Regions from separate parts of the Homo sapiens genome. Here region 2 is linked to region 1. Evidence: chromatin loops called from intact Hi-C (ENCODE). Cell type or tissue: PC-9. All regions are shown on one strand. Each heading gives the region's core, and the rest is flanking DNA. Links, peaks and the distances in the headings are about the cores only.

Region 1 (10,289 bases), core at 1,959-6,958:
TGGTCAATGTGAAGGACTAGAAATAAAAACCCACATGTGGAAAGTGCGACTTTGGCTTGTCTTCTGTCAGAAACAGTGGCAAATATGGTTATAATTCCGTCTGTCAACCCACATAATTGGCGGCTGCATGCTTGTGGGCAAAGAGTACATAGATTAGTTAAGAATTTGTCAGCTGGGTGCGGTGGCTCATGCCTGTAATCCCAGCACTTTGGGAGGCCGAGGCCAGCGGATCACGGGGTCAGGAGATCGAGACCATCCTGGCTAACACGGTGAAACCCCATCTCTACTAAAAATACAAAAATTAGCCGGGCGTGGTGGCGGGCGCCTGTAGTCCCAGCTACTCGGGAGGCTGAGGCAGGAGAATGGCGTGAACCCGGGAGGCAGAGCTTGCAGTGAGCCGAGATCGCGCCATTGCACTCCAGCTTGGGTGACAGAGTGAGATTCCATCTAAAAAAATAAAAAATAAAAATTGTCTTGATTGGCTTGAAATTTGAACCTAGTGTCTTATCCTGTAGTGATTACCTCCCTCAAACACATGTAAATTTCCAACTTAATATCTTAGAAGAGTATTTGTGTCTTATTTTGGATAAACTTGAGTTAGAAATCTCATGGCAATTAAATTCTGAAATTTCTGATTGAGCCTATCTTAAGAGTCTATAATTTGGATGACCAATCACAGTTTGAATGGAAAATGGGGTCACTTATTGTTAAAGCCAGAAACAGAGTCAATATTTAGAAATTAACTACTTTTCTAAACCTCTTAACCTTGCATTTTCAGTTTTTGGGGAAATGTTTTAATCTATTCTAGGGACTAACTGGTGTACACTGGTTAAATGACTCGTCACTTGTCCAAATTATGTTAAGACTGGGGAGGGGTTGGCTTATGCATCTGAAATCTCATCTTGTTTTAGGAAGAATTGCTCTGAATATCTATGGACCTGGAGGCTAAGAAAGACATTCATGAAAGATTGACAAATCAAATCAAATCCAGAAGTATTTAAAGCAAAGGTGCATCAGGAGAAAGTCAGGCTTAACCTAGAAATTCAAGAATGATTCAACACGGAAAAATCTATTACAGTAATTCATTAGGTTAGGGGAAGGCAGTGTCGGGTGGGACCAGGCAAGGCCCTGGAGGAAGCAAGGCTCTCCTTTCCCACTTTAGCTTGGGCAGGGTGGGGCATACAGCCCACAGACACATTTCAACTTGAGTGTCATTCTGTACGCAACATCGTTCCTCAGTCTAGCATGGCTTGGCAACTTTAGCAGACACAGCAAAATCTTATTACACAACCAAAAAATTTTCACCTTCTCAAAAAGGAACAAAGATTTTCTTCTTTTCCCAAAATGAAAACTTCATAAAACATAGATGAAAGATATTAAAGCAGACACAAGTAAATGGAAAGATATCCCATGTCCATGCACTAGAAGAATGTTAAAATATCTATATCACCCAATGCGATCTACAGAATCAATGCAATCTGTGTTCAACTACAAGACATTCTTCATTTAAATAGAAAAAGAATCTTAAAATTAACATGGAAGTTCAAAATACCTCAGATAGACAAAAGAATCTGGAATAAAAAGAAAAGCTGGAGGCATCACACTACCTGATTTCAAAATATACTACAAATCTATGGTAAGCATGGTACTATCAAAACAGTATGGTACTATCAATAAAAGGGGCAGGGGAGAGACAGAGAGATGAACGAATGAGACAGACAGACATAGACAAGTGAAACAGAATAGAGAAATCAGAAATAAATTCACGCGTTTACGGTCAACTCATTTTTAACAAAGGCCCCAAGAACACACATTCGGGAAGGACAATCTCTTCAATAAACTGTACCAGGAAAACCCAACACCCACATGTACAAGAATACATCTAGGCCATTACCTTACCATATACAAAAATCTACTCAAAATAAAGATTTAAATGCAGGACCTGAAACTATGAAACTACCAGAGAAGAAAACATAGGATAAAATGCTTCATGAAATTGGTTAGGACAAGGAATTTTCAAATAGACATCAACAGCACAAGCAACAAAAGCAAAGATGTAATTACGTTAAACTTAAAGCCTTTTCCAAAGCAGAGGAAGCAATCAGTATAATGAAGACAGAACCCAGAGAATGGAAGAAAGTATTTGCAAACTATGCATCAGGCAAGAGGTTAATACACAAAACATCTAAAGAATTCAAACTACTCAAAAGTGAAAATACAAATAATCTTATTTTTAAAAATCTACCCAAAACCTTTGTCCCCCACCATTTCCCCACCTTCTTTTCCTGACCGCATTTGGCCCTCTCCCTCTCACCACCCTTTCTCTTCCTCCATCTACCCCAAACTTTTTCACCGTTTTCTCCCTACCGTCATTTCGCAAAGCCTTCTCTACTCTCCCGCTCACCACGCTTTTCCCCATCCATCTACCCAAACACTTTCTCCCACCGTATTTTTTTTCCCACCGTATTTTCCCCCTTCTCCCTGGCCACCCTCTTTTTCCCCCTCCCGCTGTCATCACGCCCTTTTGCTCCTTCATATAAGCAAAAACATTTTCCCCCGTCTTTTCCCAAAGCCTTTTCCCTACTGCTGCTCACCACCCTCTTTTCCCCCTTTATCTACCCAAAAACTGTTTTCCTCATCGTCTTTCCCCCGGCTCCTCCTTGCCACTCTCCTTCCCTTCTCCATCTACCCAAAAACATTTCCCCACCATCTTTTCTCAAAGCCTTTTCCCCACTCCTGCTCACCTCCCTCTTTTCCCCATCTACCCCCCAAAATTTCCCCATCTTTTCACAAAGTCTGCCCCTGCTTCCCACTCGTTCTCTTCTCTCCCCTATACTGCTTGCCACCCTCCTTTTTGCCTTCCATCTACCCCAAACTATTTTCCCGTCTTTTCCCCAAACTTCTTTCCCTGCTCCCTCTCGCCACCCTCTTTTCTCCTCCTCCTTGTCACCCTCTTTCCCTCCTCCATCTACCCAAACACTTTTTACCTACCATCTTTTCTCCACCATCTTTCTTTTCTGCCACTGTTTTTTCGCAAAACCTTGTCTTCCTCCCGCTGGTTACCCTCTTTTTCCTTCTCCCACTTGCTATCTTCTTTTGCTCCTCTACCCAAAAACTTCTCTCCCCACCATCTTTTCACAAAACCTTCTCTCCCTACTGCTCGCCCATTTTCCCCCCCTCACCACTCTTTCCTCTTCCCAATTGCCACCTTCTTTTCCCCCTTCATCCACCCATAAACTTTCTACCCACCGTCTTTCTGCAAAACCTTCCTTCCCTCCCTCTCTGCACCCTGTTTTTCCACCTCCATCTACCCAAAAACTTTTTTCCCCACCATCTTTTCCCCATCGTCTTTTTGCAACGCCTTCTCCTCCTCGCTATCCTTTTTTCCCTTTGGCACTAACCACACTCTTTACCCACCTCTATCTATCCCAAAACTATCTTCTTCTTCCTACCCCTCCAGCCGCGCTGCAATGTCCACCGCCACCACCAACCGCAGCGAGGCGAGCCGCGCCACGGTGCCGCGGCTCAAGCCTCCAGCATACGACCTGTGACTCCTTTTCCTGGTCTTCTAAGCCGGGCACTGAGCAGCTCAATAGAAACACACGGAAACCTAAAAAAACAAAAACAAAAAAAACAACAACAAAAAAAACGTAACTCTGCTTCAGCATTATTTATATCCTGAGGTTATGCGCATGCCGGTTCCTAGACTGCATGTTCTGATTGGATGAGAGCAAGTCTTAAGACAACCAATCACAGCATGAAAATAAAGTCCAATCAGAGTAGGCCTAGAGGTTTTTCTCTCATCCAATCAGAACATGTAGTCCAGGGTCTCCTAACCTCAGTATATAAAGCATGCTGAGGCAGCGGCGCGTCATTTCTGGCACTTATGTGTGGGTGTGGGGAGCTACTACGTACCCGGCTTAAAGAACTGGAAGGCTCCGTCACTTTTCGCCCCCTGGAGCCTGGAGCTTGGAGCCTGGAGCCTGGGGCACTCCCTCCCTGTTGGTGGTGGTGGTGACGGAGCGGTAGGAGGGAGGCTAGCAGCGAGAGCTTCTCCTGCCGGGCTGGAAGACAGAAAGAAGAGGCACCGCCGCGTGCTGGAGGCTGGAGCCGGAGCTTGCGCCTCCGCGGCTCGCCTCGCTGCGGTTGGTGGTGAAATCAGAGACCGCAGCTCGGCCACAGTGGTAGAAATGTGGTAGGGTAGGTGAGTTATCCAGGGCTGCACTGCCCTCTTCTGGGGGTAAGGGTTGGGTGTACTATAGGGGCTCACTGCCAAAGGCTACACTGCCTGTGGCATTGGACTGTTTGGGGGCACTCTCTGGGGTTGCATTGCTGGTGGTGGAATGGGGGGCTACACTGCCCGAGGTGGCAGGGGTGGTCGGGAGAGGCAGGTTGTGTACACTAACGTGTACTGCCAGTGGCGGTGGATGGCTTAGGGGCGTTGTCTTCTGCTGCACTGTCCGTGGCAGGGGCGGGTTGGGTGGAGTTATCTGGGGCTACAATGCTGGCAGTGGGGGGTGGTTTAAGGGCGTGGTCCGGTGCTGCACTGCCTGTGACTGGGGGTGCGCTATCAGGAGCTGCACTGCCCATGGCGGGGTGAGGGTGGGGCGGGTTTGGGGCGCTGTCTAGTGCAGCAATACCCGTGGCTGCGTCAGGTGGGCACTATCGGGTGCTAACACTGCCTGCGGCCGAGGAGTTGGGATGGTTTGGGGGGGTATTGGTTACATTGCCTGCAGCTGTTGGGTGTGCTATCCCAGGGTTACAGGGGGCAGGTTAGGGGTGCTATCGGGGGCTATACTGCCAGTGGGGTTGGTGGGCTGCAGAGGCAGCAGCGGCAGCGACAGCTGTGGCCTCCTTCCTCTTTCTGGTGGCCTCCATGGAAGGATGGAGTTCTTCTCTTCCCGGACTCCAGACTCTAGAGGGTGATCTCTTCGTGCTCATGCAATCTTGAGCACCGCAGGGCTCTCACACCCACTGTGGTTCCCTGGCCCGCGCCCTCACGCACGCTCTGTGTTGTGGAGACCATCTGGGACTACCGGGCAGGGAATAGAGGGCACCACGGGGGAGGGAGGGGGACAGGGCACTGTGGGTGGAGGCGTGAGGAATGGGAACCAGCACTTGGGTGGAGAGGGCTGGCTGGGTCTGAGTTTCTCCTACGCGGGCTCCCCGAAGAGCGCAGTGCCGATGGGCCCAGCAATTCCTGGCCAGCTGGACTTGGCCAGGAGCCGGTTTCAGTGAAGGCACTCACACCCAGCCCAGGCCCCAGTTCCTGGCCAGCTTTTGCCAGAAAGAGAGGCTGGACTTTGGAAGGTGGGTGTGAGTGCCTTTAATGAAATGGTCCCTGCCGCCCAGTGGCCAGCGTGACAAGGTGAAGCTCTAACACTTCCACTCCCTGCATCCTGTTCTAGGTTTCTCTGGCTTTGCCTGCGCAACTGCTCCCAGCCAGGCTGGAGGAGGAGGAGGAGTCACCTGTGGTATGCTGGAGCCTGTAGATGGCGTGGCTCTGCAGCTTGCCTCATGAGGTTGGTGGCAGCAACAGAGACTGCAGCTTGACCAGAGTGGTAGGAGGGCACCCGTGGGGGCCAAGTGATAGGAGCCTTGTAGGGTGGGCTGGTGCATTGAGGGCAACAGCGGTTGTACTGGCATCGGCGCTAGCGTTGGTAGCAGCGGCAAGTCTGGGGGCTGGGAAGGGGAGTAGGAGCGCTCACTTGCCCATCCTGTCCTGGGGTGGGGACGAACCTTAAGGTGCTATAATGCGGGCCTCAGTGGCAGTGGTGGAGGTGCATGTAGGGTAAGGAGGAGTCTTCCTCCTTGTCCTGCAATCTCTGGAGGGTGCCCTCCTCCTGCTGGCGCCTGAGCCAGGCATGAGTGGCAGCATTGTCTAATTCTTAACAAAATTCAGGGGGTGACTTTTTGTGTATCTTTTCGCTTGTTTTTTGTTGTGATACTCTTGGACTTAACTCAAATTTCATGAATCGAGGAAAGGATAAAAGGTATAATAGGCCTTCTAATTCACGCACCTGTTCTTTTTCCTTTCTTCCAGTCTGTATTTTCTTCTTCTTGTTCCTCTTCATTTTCTTTTGCTGCTGCTGCTTCTATTTGATGTTTCTATTCTTGTTTCTCCTCTTTTTGTTTTCTTTATGCCAAGCAATGACCTTAAACAACAAGCCCAAACTGAGTGAAAAATAAACTTGTCACTGTGATGTATTTTTAAAATAACTGGTCCCTTACTATGTTTTAGAGATGAGGAAACAAATAAGTCGTATAATTAGTTGAATAGCTATGATTTCATTATTGTGTTAACCCACTTAGGCCTAGTGTTCCATTATTGGAACGCTAAGCATGTGGGAGTTACTTATACTGCTCAAGGTCATTGACAAGGTCTGATTTTTCACTCATGCAAAAATTCAAAAAATTGCAACCTCTGGCATAAATGGGCTAATGAGTTGTAAGTAGTTATCCAAGGAACCAAAAAGTGAAGCATCACATAAGATATTGGTAGCAAAAGGCCATTTCATCTCTCTCAAATATTTGTCTGGAGCTATGTAAGAGTCACTGGGGTAATAAGTTCTAATTTATGAGATTATTAAGTGAACCATATTCCCTTCATTTTATTTCTCTGCAACCATTTTGAAGAGTATCATCATCTGCATGAGCAAACCTGGTTCATCACCACATTTTTGCAAGAGGCAAATGAAGGGGGGAGAATCATGTGTATAATTTTGCAAGGCAGAGATTCACTACCAAAAACAAGGCTTTATTAACTTTTGCCTTTAAGAACCTGCAGTGTTGAGCTCTCTTTTAATCGTAGTATTACTACCTTTGGTATGAACTCTTTTTTTTTTTAAACTGATTACTCTAGAAGTTTATGCATTTTCTTAGCTGCCTTAAAGACAATCTATATTGTATCATTTTTCAAGCCCACAGAAATGTGTAAGGCCTATAATTCTGACACTTTCAGTTATTTTTAAGGTTATGAGCATGTGAAATACTGTTGATATATGGAAGAATGTGTGTAAATACCACTAGATAGCTTATTTTGAAGAGATAGTATCTAAATTTTTGTCCAGAGTAGATTGGTTGCAGTTTCTTAAGTTTGTTTGTCAATACATTTCCTCAATGTTTTAAACCATATAGAAATTTGAATACGTTTAACCTCATATAGCCCTTTATTTATAGGTTTAATATTTCTAAAGACTAAGGACATCACAGCCTCCTTTAAGATTCAGTAATAATAAAATTTGAGATATGTAGGATTAGAATCCAACAAATTCAGAGGAAAATTGTTAAATTATATAGCTGTAGAGCAGGAATGAAACCCAGATTCTAAGCTCTAAGGGGGCCATGAGCTACCATACAGGTGCATCCGTGACTGGGCATAGAGTCGGCAAAATTACAGGATGGTTAAGAGAGTGAGCTGTGGAGCCTGACTCTATGTGAACATGAATTTTTAAACCGCATGGTGCCTCAGTTTATCCACCTTTACAGTAGGGACAGTAGTAAGTTCTTTTTTTGCTCAGTTGTCTGGATTATTTCCCTAATCTTTCTTGTTGCCACTCTTGATGCCCACATGAGAGAATCTAAGGTAATTTCTGATAGCCTGAGACTGCTGAAGGAAAAACAGAAGGTGCCACAAACCCATTTTAGGAGAAACCTCTGTTTTCCTCATGGAACCCCAAGAACTTTAAGCAGACAGGTCCCTCTCAAAATCTAAGGCTCTCCTGTTTTGCCTTGCATTATCTGACCTTTTTGGTTTGAGTGGGCATCAGAAATTAGTAGAGGGAAGAGATCTAAAGAAAGTTGTGGATATGAAGATGTATTTATGGTAAGAAATATTATGAAGGAAAGAAATGTTATGTGAGAGAGGATCTTGTATGGCAAATTCTTGTCCTAAAGTAGAATGACTAATCACAACAGAGGGAAATACAGGACAAGTCACAAAGTTAAATCATGTCCTAGATGGTCTGTGGAAGTTGTGTTAGGGTTCATAAAATGTGAAAGAAAAACTTACAACTGCTAGATCGTGTCCTGTCCAGAAGTGTTGTGTATGTGATGTATATATAAAGGAGCTCTAAGTACTCGACTTAACAGAAAATGAAAGCTCTTAAATATTTTGTCAGAAAAACAGAGGCTCTAATGCCTTTTATTTCACATGACTTCACTAATCTTTGGAAAATAAAGACGGTGTTAAAATCATTGGTAGAATAAAAATATCTTCAAAATCTATCCATTTTGTCTAATTTAAGTCAGAGGTTAAATTTTAGAAGTGCTTTAATGTCATAAATTGATTCTTTGACTTTGGAAAATTGTTGTGTTTACCTGGCTTGGAGCCGTGAAATTTCTAGGTAAGGCCTGGGAACAGGTGGAGTTAGCCATGTCTCCTAGATATGCTGAAAAGATTCAGACTTATCTACAGTTCTGTCTTGTATCCTAGACTCTGCACCTGTTGGTCATTAAAACGTCCTGCTGCTGCTAATCCCTGGACTCCATTTAAAACCCTTCCATCACATGAATACTATCCCCTGTACTACATTTTTCCACAATTAAATACTTAGAATCATTTTTGCCCACTTGAACCAACCATTAGTGATATATTTAAAAAATAATGTGTCTCAATATATTTAGCAAATGTAGGGAATGACATTTTTACTGTTGTCTTTTACATAGCATTTATGTAGCAATGCTATCAAGTATTTTTAGTCATTTAAATGTTATATAAGAGATGCTTTTGATTCCTTTGTTTCTATGTAAATAAATATAATTATGAGATATTCAATAAATAGTATCGATTACATGTTTAATTTATAGAATATATTTATAAAATTAGGATTATTTTTAAACAGTATATCATACTTGTTGGCTTTATGATAACTTAGAAGTAATATTCTGGATTAACTGTGACTCATGAGAGAGGGAGTTTGTGCAACTATAATCTTTACAAATTTTTTCTAGATTTTCAAGACTTACACTAGAACTGTGAGAACAAGGTAATAAATAAGCATATCTAATAATAGCATCTTTGGTCAACTCTTGGCTAGACCCAGTGATAGTGTAGGGATTAGCGTAATTTCTGCCACTAAAGTTAATGGATTTGTTTTGCGAGACCACAGTTTAAACATTGACATACAAAGTTTAAAAGTGTTAGATTAAAAATTTTTTAATGCCTTTGAAATTGTTTTATAGAAAAATAATGATCTGTCCTGGTTTACATTGATAGGTTTTTTTTTTTTAATAAGAAGCAGACCAAGAGAAAGGGAGAGTAGTGAAAAAGTCCAGGTTTTCAAGTTTGAAAAGTAACAATCAGTGTATTACAACAGATGGATTTGAGGTCAGGTTACAAATGCGGAAAACATTACATATAATCAACTAGCCAGAGTAATTATACAAGGCAAAAAAATGAAAGGCATCCAAATAGGAAAGGAAGAGGTAAGATTGTCTCTGTTTTCTGACAGTGTAATCTTAACATAGAGAAAATCTTGGACTCCACCAAAAAAAAAGTTAAAGCTTATAAACACATTCAATAAAGTTGAGAGTTACAAAATTTAACATAAAAATATAATTCTTGTTTCTATACACCAGTAACAAACTGCTACCTGAAAAATAATAAAGTAATTCCATTTATAATAGTATCAAAACAAATATATAAGTAAAAGACTAGGGGGTAATTTTTATGAAGGATGTGAAAGATGTGTATACTGAAAATTATAGCACATGGATGAAAGAAATTGAAAGTGACATAAACAGAAAAACATCCTATATTTATGAACTGAAAAAATTAATATTGTCAAAATTTCAATGCTACCCAAAGCAATCTACAGATTAAATGCAACCACTATCAAATTACAATGCCATTCCTCACAGAAATAGAAAAATTAGTCCTAAAATCTGTATGGAACCGCAAAAGATGCTGAAAAACCAAAGCAATCTTGAGCAAAAAGAACAAACCTGGAGGCATCAGACTACCTGATCTTTGATAAAGCAAACAAAACAAAGTGGGGAAAGGATACCCTATTCAACATATGGTCCTGGGATAATTGGCAAGCCACATGCAGAAAAATGAAACGGTTCTTCAAAAGGTTAAATATAGAATTACCACGTGACTCAGTAAATTCACTCCTATGTATACCTCAAAAAGAAATTAAAACAAGGTGCCTGCACAAAAAGTAGCATACAGGTATTTATAGCAACAAAAAGTAGGAAACAACAGAAATGTCCATCATTAATGAAATGTGGCCTGTCCATAAAATATTGACAATGAAAAAGAAAGATATTAATACATACTCTGAAAA
Region 2 (10,289 bases), core at 2,089-7,088, 450 kb before region 1:
GGATTACAGGCGTGAGTTACCATGCCCAGCAAAACGGCAGTCTTAAAAAAATACATCAGCTGTGCGCGGTGGCTCATGTCTGTAATCCCAGCACTTTGGGAGGCCGAGGTGGGCGGATCACGAGGTCAGGAGATAGAGACCATCCTGGCTAACACGGTGAAACCCCATCTCTACTAAAAACAAAAAAAATTAGCCGGGCATGGGGCGTGGTGGCACGTGCCTGTAGTCCCAGCTACTCGGGAGGCTGAGGCAGAAGAATCGCTGGAACCCGCGAGGTGGAGGTCACTGCACTCCAGCCTGGGGGACAGAGTGAGACTTCGTATCAAAAAAAAAAAAAAAAAAAAAAATCAATGGCTAGGGAAATTAGGAAAAATAAGTAAATCTATACAACAGATAAAAATTTAACAGTAAATTATACAGATCAGATTTCCTTCCTGAGGCTACCAAAAATACCTTTTATCAGCAATTATTCCTTGGTCCAGCTTAAAAAAATATATAGCAAACAAAGCTAAGACTTTGTGAAACCTCATCTAAAATGAGACCTGGGTACAGAAACTTTAATACATTATTTATTAGGGATTTACAAGGGAAAATCAGAGACCCACAAATAGGACCAAGAATCTCAAATGAGTTCCAAATATTTCAGCAATAAAGTAACGAATTGCGTATTAACAGCACTGTAATTACTCCTTTTGTTTGGTTTCTTTGTAATTACTTTTAATAAATTATTCTGCCTCCCCCCATCACTCAAGTAAGTTGCCATCCAAAGGCACAATCAGTACAACACAGGATACAAAGCCACTCACAGTTAGGGAGGAAGGGATGAAGGGAGGGAAAACGGGTAGGCTGGTGCTTCAAGAGCCGTGACTCACTAGAATCCATAAAGCTTTTCTATGGAAATCAAGTATCAATGAAGCTATTGTAAGAGATTACGGCTATATAAATGTAGACTAGTTATGAATTCTCACAGAGCAATGGCACTCTCAAAAAGAGGCAAGGGCACCAACGCCTGGGAAAGCACTCAACTGCAATGTTGCCTCAGTGGCATAAGAGTGGCTGCCTAAGCCTACTATTTGCTGAAAGCGGGGTAGTTCCTACAAAGTGAAGGGACCCTCAGCTCAGCACTCCATAGGTTCATTCTGTGCCATTTTGCTAAGCTTTGTGTGCTGATGGCTCTGGAGTCAAGCCTACCACAGTCACCATCTGTTGTTTTGGGTCCAAGAAAGAGCCAAATAATTTTTATTAGTCTTAATATTCATTTTCAGAGATCATAAACTGAACATAAAATATACCTTTGTAACAAAAGACAAACACAGCAGTACTTTGTTAAATAGTTTAAAATTTGTACCTACCTTTATCATTTTGAATAATATTAGTACTGTAATAAAAGTATTCTCTTACAATATATAAAATTTAAAAGGAACAATAAACGCTAAAAAATGCATAAACCAAATTGGATTTTATATACAATTTTTTAAATCTGAATTATTATTCAAACTAAGATTATCACTGATTTTGGTTCAGAGTCAAGTATGTACAAGGAACAAATGAAATAGAAGTAGAGTGAAAATACTCTAGAATTTAGGAATATATTATAACAAGGAAAATCTTTTTTTTTTTCACTTAAAAGACTTGGAAAACAGAATTTATCATTTGGGCTCAATGAAAATGCCCACTAGATACTATAAAGTCTATACTTTTCACAACCATCCTTCTAGATCTTTATGTTTCACTTTGAATACATGAAGGAAAATTTCAGGAAATTTTTAACAATTGGAACACTGAGTAGCTCAAGAGTATTGTTTTTTGGGTTCTGGCAGAAAAGAATTATGAAGGTAACATTGAAGTGCGCTGTTGTTGGAAACCATTTGCACCATGTTTGTTGTGACTAATCCTAACAGACAGCTGACAATCTCACCCCAGCCAAGACCACTCGCTTGGAAACGCTAATACACGTAATAGCCAACCTTAGCATGGCTGAATTTTCAATGATTTGAAAGTGAGCCAATGAATACTTCTGACATCATCATACACACTTACTGAAGACCTGAAATGAGCACTGTAAAACTAGTTCTCCGCTTACTATATATATAGACTAGGAAGGGTGCTTCCTTTGAATCTGAAAATTGAAATTTTCTTCCTCTAAAGGAATCATATACCAGTCATATATTTTCCATAAGTATATTATTTCATAAAAGACTATTCTACTATACATTCTAATCCTTAGAATATTGATAAAAGAGTTACTAAATCTTTATATTATATGTATATATTTATAAAAACATTCCTTAATCTGTGATGGCACACAATTTTATCTTTGAATCAGCTAACGAAGGTAAAAAAAAAGAAAAAAAAGTGCATTCCTCTTCCAAAACCAATAGCCATTTAGTGAAATCTATTAGTTTAAAAACACACATAAAATCCACTGTTGCAATCACAACCGTTCATCCTGTCCTTTGCACAGCTGGCTGATCCAATCATCCTAATTGTTCTTCGTTAGTTATTCATACTTTCCTTGTTTTTCTGTTGCAAAAATTATTCAAACTAAATGAAAGGAACTTGAAATAATAAAAAAGAGTATCAGAATAGAAGAAAAAAATACCTGAGGACCAGAAGTAGAAGAGGTGAGTTTTGTCATTTTAAACGAAAAACAAAATATAAAAGAATTCAGTCATACCAGGAGAACAAGGGCTAAAATATGAAACTAAAATAAAATGGAAATAAATGTCAGAGAAAATATGAAAAGACGCATGAGACAGAATGATGCATCTTCAGAGAGATAAGAAATGAAGCCTGTTAGGACAACACAGAAAGATGGCACAATTCTCTGGTGGGTGGGATGACTGGAAGCAGAAGGCGGGGAAAGGCCGGCAGAGCACTTTACATCACTTTATCTGCATGGTACATCTCAGTCCCCAATTTACTTTATTTCACTATTCGTTATTTTAACCCACAGCTGAGCACAGGGTGAGTTTGTTTTGCTTCCCCTTGTGAGTTCACTGAAAAACTCAACTAGTATTTCAGGTTACATCAGACTGTGCCTACTACTCAGCACCTTCGAGATTTTCTTTAAGGGGAAAACAAACATCCCTGGAAGATGCCGTTCTACCGTGTAGCTCCTTGCTCAGCGCCCGTGGTCAGAGTCCGTCCTCTCACTAGAGCACTGTTTTCCTTTCCCGGGCAGGTCAGAGGTTCTGCTTTCCACACGGCAGGAAAAAAGCTGCCCCCTCCTATCGGAGGAAAAAGGTTGTGACCCCCAGCAGAGTTAGTACAGATGACTTCACCGAATTTACTCATCTAGGCTGAATCCTGAGAGAAGCCTGCAGGTGTAGACAGACCCTTCGGGGCTGGAGGCAAGGGCAATGTGGAGGGGATGAACGGAGGCAAGGAAAACAAAGTAGACAATCAAAAGCAATGGCTACATTTCAAAGCGGCATCTACCAGAAATGACTAAGATTCATTTTATTTTACACTAATACAAAATGAATAAAATCAGAAAATACCATAGCTTTATTTTAACACAGAAGAAAAATATAGTGGATGCAGGAAAAAAGAGAAATTGAATAATCTGCTTCTACTTGTGACATGGCAAACGTTTTTAAAAATAACTTATTAGACTCAACAGCAAGTGAACTGCGTCGGCTCCTACTAATAACAGGTTCAAATCCTAGCAAAAGGTTAACACATAGACCTTGGAATGAATACACATGATCACAAAGCTCAATTTCTATTTCAGAATAGGGGGAAGGCCCTTGGAAATATCGCATGTTTTGCCTCAGCAAGCTCTGAATCTTCTCCTAGGTGTGGCAGAAGCAAAACAGTGAGCAAAAGGGCTTGGAAGTGCTGTGCAGAGCCAAGAGAAACATTGGAAACACTGACAGTTCATATTCTCTGATATGACTCTGAAATTTGCTATCTTCTAGCCCTTCCTCACCTCCACCCTCAAACCTCCTCAGCTTTAAGTTTCAATCCATGAAAGGAAGTTCTGAATGTTGGTTTCAACCTACTCCATTTTCATGTTCTCTTTAAAATTGCTGCCCACATTTTCCAAGAAAAAAAGTGAGAGGCAAATCTTCCCCCTAAGTTTTAACGCAAGAGCTTGTATCAAGAGGAAACGGTTGGGCAAAGAACTTCATTCTCCTGCAAGGTAAAATAATCAGTCCCCCCCCCACTTTCTCCCCACCCCGATTCTCAGGAGACCCAGTAGTCAGGTCATGGGTGTCACAAATACGGTTACTTCTAGGTTAGATTTTGGTAGTGACAACATCTAGTAATCCACAAAGATAATGGCTTCCCCTTCCTTTCTACAGCACATTGTGCATTTTGGTAATCTTATTTTTGGCTTAAAAATTAACAGCTGGCAGGGTGCAGTGGCTCACGCCTGTAATCCCAGCACTTTGGGACACCGAGGCGGGCAGATCACGAAGTCAGGAGATCGAGACCATCCTGGCTAACACAGTGAAACCCCGTCTCTACTAAAAATACAAAAATTAGCAGGGTGTGGTGCCATGTGCCTGTAGTTCCAGCTATTCGGGAGGCTGAGGCAGAAGAATAGCTTGAACCTGGGAGGCCGAGGCTTCAATGAGCCGAGATCACGCCACTGCACTCCAGCCTGGGTGACAGAGCAAGACTCCGTCTCAAAAAAAAAAAAAAAAAATTAACAGCAACGACACATTTTTTAAAAAATACCAAGCAAGCCATAATTCTTTTCCTTCTTTGGGTATTTTATGATCTCATTCATCACCTCACAAACATTTAAAAAAACACCTAAACCATTAAACACAACTTACCATACCATGCTGAGGTATGGTCAGAAAACTCAAGTCTGTTCCAAATCACAACTTTTTCTATTATTCTTCAACTGAAGTGACATATATGACCCTCTGTGGAAAAAGAAAAGGGGTGGGGTCCCCCTTTTCATGCACACTGAAAGTCCAGCTACAAACAACTATATTCGCAGGCTGGTTCCTTTTCCAGCTCTCTCAGAAGCTGCCCTCTGGTATCCTGACGTGCACTCTGCAGCTCTGGGATCACCTTTATTCTGATGTGCTTTGTGCACATTCTCGGACGCTGCAATGCCCATACTAAGGCAACATAGCACAGAAATTGGCAGCAATGCTATCAGCAAGAATTTGGCTTCAGAATCAAGAGTGATTCATCATACATTCTAGCAGCAGAAAAACACACCGCTATTTTAATCCCTTGCTGGTATCAAGAATCAAAAAACAGTGAAATGTAATTAAGCAAAAGCAACAAAAAAACCTATCTGCTGTAATATTTGTCAAAAAATTATTCACTTTTACGAGTTTTCCGCAAGTCACTTAGAAAACAACGGGCTACTTACCTTATTTCATGATATTACAATGACAAATCAAGTTTTAATACAAAATCAAAAGACAGGCAGTCCAAACTTCTGCAAAGTAACATACTGAAATTCTAAACTTGGGCAAACAAATTTCTCATCTGCTTTACAGTAAATAAAATTCCTCCTAGTGTTTTAAAAGTAATCCACTTCTTTCTTCTTCTCTCTCTATTTCTTAGATGACTCCAATTTAAAGTCTAGGTGAGAGAAAGTACAGCATGGAAACCTAATACTGTGGGCGATTTATTCGGAACACTTTTCATTTTTCAGAGGTACCTTAACACTGAGATAATAAACACTGCTGATCTAAAATAATAATGGAACCCACTTAAGTCCGATTGCTGTATTTAATGAGCATGAAACAAATTTCATGGGCTACTCTCTCCTAATGAGACTATATAAATGATCATTAGCCTTATCGACCAATATTTCTGTAGAATTTCCCCATATATTAAATCTATGGTTTATTATAACAAAAACTTTTTAAATTAAACACTACTCTATTGTCATGACCAGGTCCTCACGGGGCAGAAGCGGATTTACCAAGACCTGCACCGAGTACCGTCTCGGGAACCCCTACCTTTTCAAACACCTCTTCCTTCTCCCTGCGCTTCCGTTTTCGGGGTCTCCGGTTCACTCCAATCCATTTCGTGACCTGAGGTTCAAAAACCACAGCATTTCAAAGAAGGCGACAGGGTCCTGACGGCCATCCCCCAGCGCGAGAAAGCAGAGACCCCCGGCCTCGCGACCTGGTCTTCCCCGCACCTCGGGAGGCCACCCGCGCCCGCCCGCGGAACTCGCCGGGCGCCTCACCGCAGGGGCCGCGACCTTCGTCACGGCCGCTCCCCGCGCCCGAGCCGGAGCCTGGCGGGTAGTCCCCGCACCCGCGCGCCGCAGCGCAGAGCCAGGGCCTCTCGCCAGCCGCGGTCTCGCGCCGGCGCCACCGGGGCGCAGGGACCGCGCCGCCCGCACTCACCTCGGCGCGCACTTGCCGCGCAAGCCCGCACTCCGCCCCGGCGCGACGCTCCCTCTGCAGCGGCTGCGGGGGAAGAGGACACAGTCAAGTTTACCGCGGGAGCGGCCCCGGCCTCCCTGCCCCGCGCCCGCTAACTCGGCGTGCCCGCCCCGTACCTCGCCCGCGGCCGGGGAGGACGCAGCGGCGGCGCCGGAGCCCGCGCCCTGCGCCCGCCCGGGGTCCGCATCACCTCAGGCGCGGCGCGGGCGGCGGGCGCGGGGCCTGGGCGGCGGCGCGGGCGGGCGGGCGGGCACCGAGCGGGGGCGGGGCCTGCCTTAAAGGTATAGCGGCCGCGCCGCCTCCCGCAGGTCGCCCTCCCGCCCGCGCCGGCATTGTATTGTTCTCCCCACGAACGGCGTGCTCCCGCTCCCGGGCTCCGGCCGCCCCGCGCCCCCGCGCACCTTGCCCCCGCCACCCCTCCCCGGGCTCCGGCCGCCCCGCGCCCCCGCGCACCTTGCCCCCGCCACCCCTCCCCCGGCTCCGCGCCCTGCGAGCGGCTTCCCGGCAGCGAGAGGGGCCCGCGCCGCCCGCCGCAGGCTGGAGGGAGCGGTGGCGGGGAAGGAACCCCGCCCGTAGCCAGCGTAGCGCGCTCCTGGAGTCGGAAACCTGGTCCCGGTGGCTTTCGCGCAGGGAAAGTAACTTTCCTAGTGGAGTTTTCTCCGGGACCGGGTTCTACGCCCTCGAGTAGACGTTTCCCAGTGGCCCCTCGGGGCTCCGGGCAGCGGCAGGTGACCTCCCGGGGGGCGAGGCCAGGGCGCAGAGAAACCCAGCCCCGCGCTCCCGCGAGTGTGGACCCGCAGCCCTCAGACTGCCGTGGACCCCCAGAACCACTGGGTAGAATTTAAAAAGAAGGGGTCAATCTGTTTTCATAATTAGGGAGAAAGTTTACACTTACTTTATAAAAATGTGCGATACCCCAAGATTTTCCTCCACCCGCCAAAGGCCTTCTCATCCGCATCAGCAGTTGCTGGAACCCGCCTGCCGGTGAGGGCGGGCCGGGGCGGAGAGTCGGGTTGTCCTGTTGCTTGCTGGGTCTTGACCATCCCTTTAACTTTATCACATTTCTTTAAAGAAAATCTGTCTTGCCCTCTCTTTATTGCTACTCCATCCTTCTTTCAAGATCAAAAGGTTTAGATCAAAGCCAAGATCAAACTCACTACTTTAAATAGCAGCAACTTTGCCATGGAGTATTTTACACAGAGGAGCTTAATGGAGACATCAGGAATTTATCCCTTCATTCCATATTCATAACTGGACTACTTAAAATTACACGGATGATGTATGTCTATTTCCTAAAACAAACAACAAGTCTGCTCAAATGAGGGATTCTTACTGTTTCCAGGAATACAAAAAAGTTGAAATCTAGAGAGCAATATAAATAGACGTGTTAACCATTTTGCGTCATTATTATAATAGCTAAGTGCTACGAAATGTGTGCTCATTTGCTAGAGATTTTTCAATGTGTTATTATATCTTTTAGTATAGACTGTACAGCCATCATATACAATTTTTTACTGTAAAGGAAATATATATAAATAGTTAATGGTTTGGAAATCTTGCACATAGGCAGGTAAATAATTATAAATGGTGAAGTGGATTATTCTGAGCTGCTTAATTTTAAAGGGAAAGAGAACTTTAAACTCTTCAACCTTTTATGCTGCTAATAAGAGTTCCACAATCAATAGAAATCTATCTTGGCAGGCACTTCCTTTTACCCACTAGAATTTTTTTCCTTGGGAGTTCACGATCCCCAGAAACTGTGATATGAGCCATTCAATATTGATGTACTAAAACAGTGCTCTGCTTAAATACAGTTTTTCAACATACAGTCTTGGAAGAAACAAAATCCAAAATAAATTCCAATAGTCCAGTAACAGGAATAAAGACAACTATTGCAAATTAAATCTTACAGACTTATATGAAAGCTGTTGTTAACAGCTGGGTACTAGTTATTTGAAAAGTTTTTTCCCTTTGCAGTTTTTAACTGGTTGCAGTCACACACGCGCGCGCGCGCGCACACACACACACACACACACACATTCTTAATTCTATAAATCCCATTGAACCACTGGAAAGATCTTAGAAACTGAGACCTGGAAACCCTGTCTTGCTCTGCTACTGACACAGTCTCCTTTCTTCCTAGCACCCAGATCATGGATAACCTAACGGTTTCCGGCATGAGCTGAACAAAGGAAACAGCCTACTGTCACTCTGCTCTTCTAGGATTTTGCTAAGTAGGAAGCAAAAGCTGTGACCCATCCTAATTGCCTCTTGTCTCGTTTGTCCTTTGTCCCCCAACTCTCCTCCCAATTGCCATCCCAGAATCCATCCTCCACAGAGAAGCCAGAATGGTACGTCCAAAGGTAATTCAAATGATACCACTTTGCTTCACTGAGAATGCTTTTCCATCTCTTCTTTGCGTGGTAGCCCACTTATCCTCTAGTTCTGGGTTTAAGCAGCGCTTTTGCAGAAAGGTCTTTCCTTACTCCCCAGTCCAAATTATGTCACTCCACTATACTTTCTAATAACATTCTGTTTATTTCCTTTAGAGTGATTCTTAGAGCAGTTTTAAGTTTATAGAAAAACTGAGCAGAAAGCAGAGTTCCCATATTTGTACCCACTCACCAGCTTCCCCATATTTAACATATTGCATTAGTATATTTATTATAACTGAGGAACCAATATTGATACATTATTATTCACTAAAGTCAAATTTACATTAGGGCTCACTCTGTGATGTTCAGTTATTATAGCTCTTTTAAAAATGTACTGAACGTCTCTCTCCCCAGCTGGATTTTATGCCCCAAGAAGAAAGAGATCCCGTATCTTTTGTTCTTGATTTTTGTTCAGTCCACCAGAAACATTGCCTGGCATATACTAGAAATTCAATAAATATGTTATATAGTGAATGGAAGGATAAAGGAACAAATGAAGGACACCTAAAATTTCAAGGGGGAGAAGTCTTAAAATGAATATCTTTCTAATTACCTCCTGTTTGTTTCACCACTAAAATGCTTAATTTGTAAAGAGGCTAGAATTTTACATTTTTACAAAAGGGAGACCATGGGATATTAGTTATATTGCCAGGGTAACTTTATAAACAGGCTGTGCACGGTGGCTCACACCTGTAATCCCCGCACTTTGGGAGGCCGGGGTGGGAGGATCTCTTGAGCCTAAGAGTTCAACACCATCCTGGGCAACATAGCAAGACCCCTGTCTCTACAAAAAAAAAAAAAATCAGCCAGGCATGGTGGTGTTAGCCTGCGGTACCAGCTATCTGGGAGGGTGAGGTGGGAGGATCACTTGAGCCCGGGAGGCAGAGGCTACGGTGAGCCATGATGGCACCACTGCACTCCAGCCTGGGCAACAGAGTGAGATCCTGCCTCAAAAAAATATTAATAAGTAAATAACGATAAATTTTAAAAAATTGAAATGAGAAAGGTTCCTAATTCTGTCACATATGAATCACTAAAATTATATTCCAGCATGGTGCTACAAGCTGAATTTAATCTAGAATGAAAGATTTACATATTGCATGACACGGAAAAAATACTTTTCTATTGTGTTCAATCCAGCCTGAACACATTTCTCCTGTTGTCTACCTGAATCTCCCCTTCTTCACAGGCTGATGCCAATGAAGGTAGGGTGTAGAGAAACTGGAAGACCGCTTTTTTAAAAACTGGAATTCTATAGTGGGGGACAGGTATTCTAATTACTGTCTTTGAGAATGTAGTAAAAGCACTTTAAAGCTGTCTCTTAAAACAGATGTTTTCTATCTGAATTGTATCTTTAAAAATGCCTCATCCAGTAGATACGCATGTTTTGAAAGGAAGTTGTTCTAAGAAACTTTTTTTGTCAAAGCAGTTCATAATAGCTGAAGACAACGTCCGAGGCTGAGGAAAATACCATTGC

What was found. A loop is a pair of places that touch in the nucleus more often than their neighbours do. Peaks named below come from ENCODE experiments on the same cell type or tissue, not always from the same donor. Only the 100,000 strongest peaks of a DNase experiment are listed, where the experiment ranks them.
Region 2: a loop joins it to region 1, with 7 times the contacts of the local background. A loop is called at or near these places in 2 of 110 quality-filtered maps.

The regions. Positions count from the first base shown.
Region 1 is chr9:94,548,474-94,558,762 of GRCh38, reverse strand. PCAT7 (prostate cancer associated transcript 7) reads right to left here and starts at 3,680. Exons shown (of 3, transcript NR_121567.3): 1 at 3,418-3,680. LOC124902218 (a long non-coding RNA gene) reads left to right here and starts at 3,874. Exons shown (of 2, transcript XR_007061674.1): 1 at 3,874-4,204; 2 at 5,409-8,226. It overlaps FBP2 (fructose-bisphosphatase 2), which reads left to right. Exons shown (of 7, transcript NM_003837.4): 7 at 1-43. RefSeq lists enhancers at 1-153, 3,479-4,141, 4,806-5,468, 10,096-10,265. In PC-9, for the core only: CTCF peaks have their summits at 4,054 and 4,254 (motif pointing left); DNase peaks (open chromatin) are centred at 3,822, 4,162 and 5,432; H3K4me3 peaks cover 2,748 bases; H3K27ac peaks cover 695 bases.
Region 2 is chr9:95,001,270-95,011,558 of GRCh38, reverse strand. It overlaps AOPEP (aminopeptidase O (putative)), which reads right to left. Exons shown (of 17, transcript NM_001193329.3): 12 at 6,339-6,401; 13 at 5,943-6,017. Among named protein-coding and RNA genes, the nearest start is that of MIR6081, 59 kb to the left of the region's middle. RefSeq lists silencers at 6,219-6,508, 6,599-6,788, 6,799-7,048. In PC-9, for the core only: no CTCF peak of the experiment used is centred there; DNase peaks (open chromatin) are centred at 3,038 and 5,068; H3K4me3 peaks cover 4,418 bases; H3K27ac peaks cover 4,492 bases.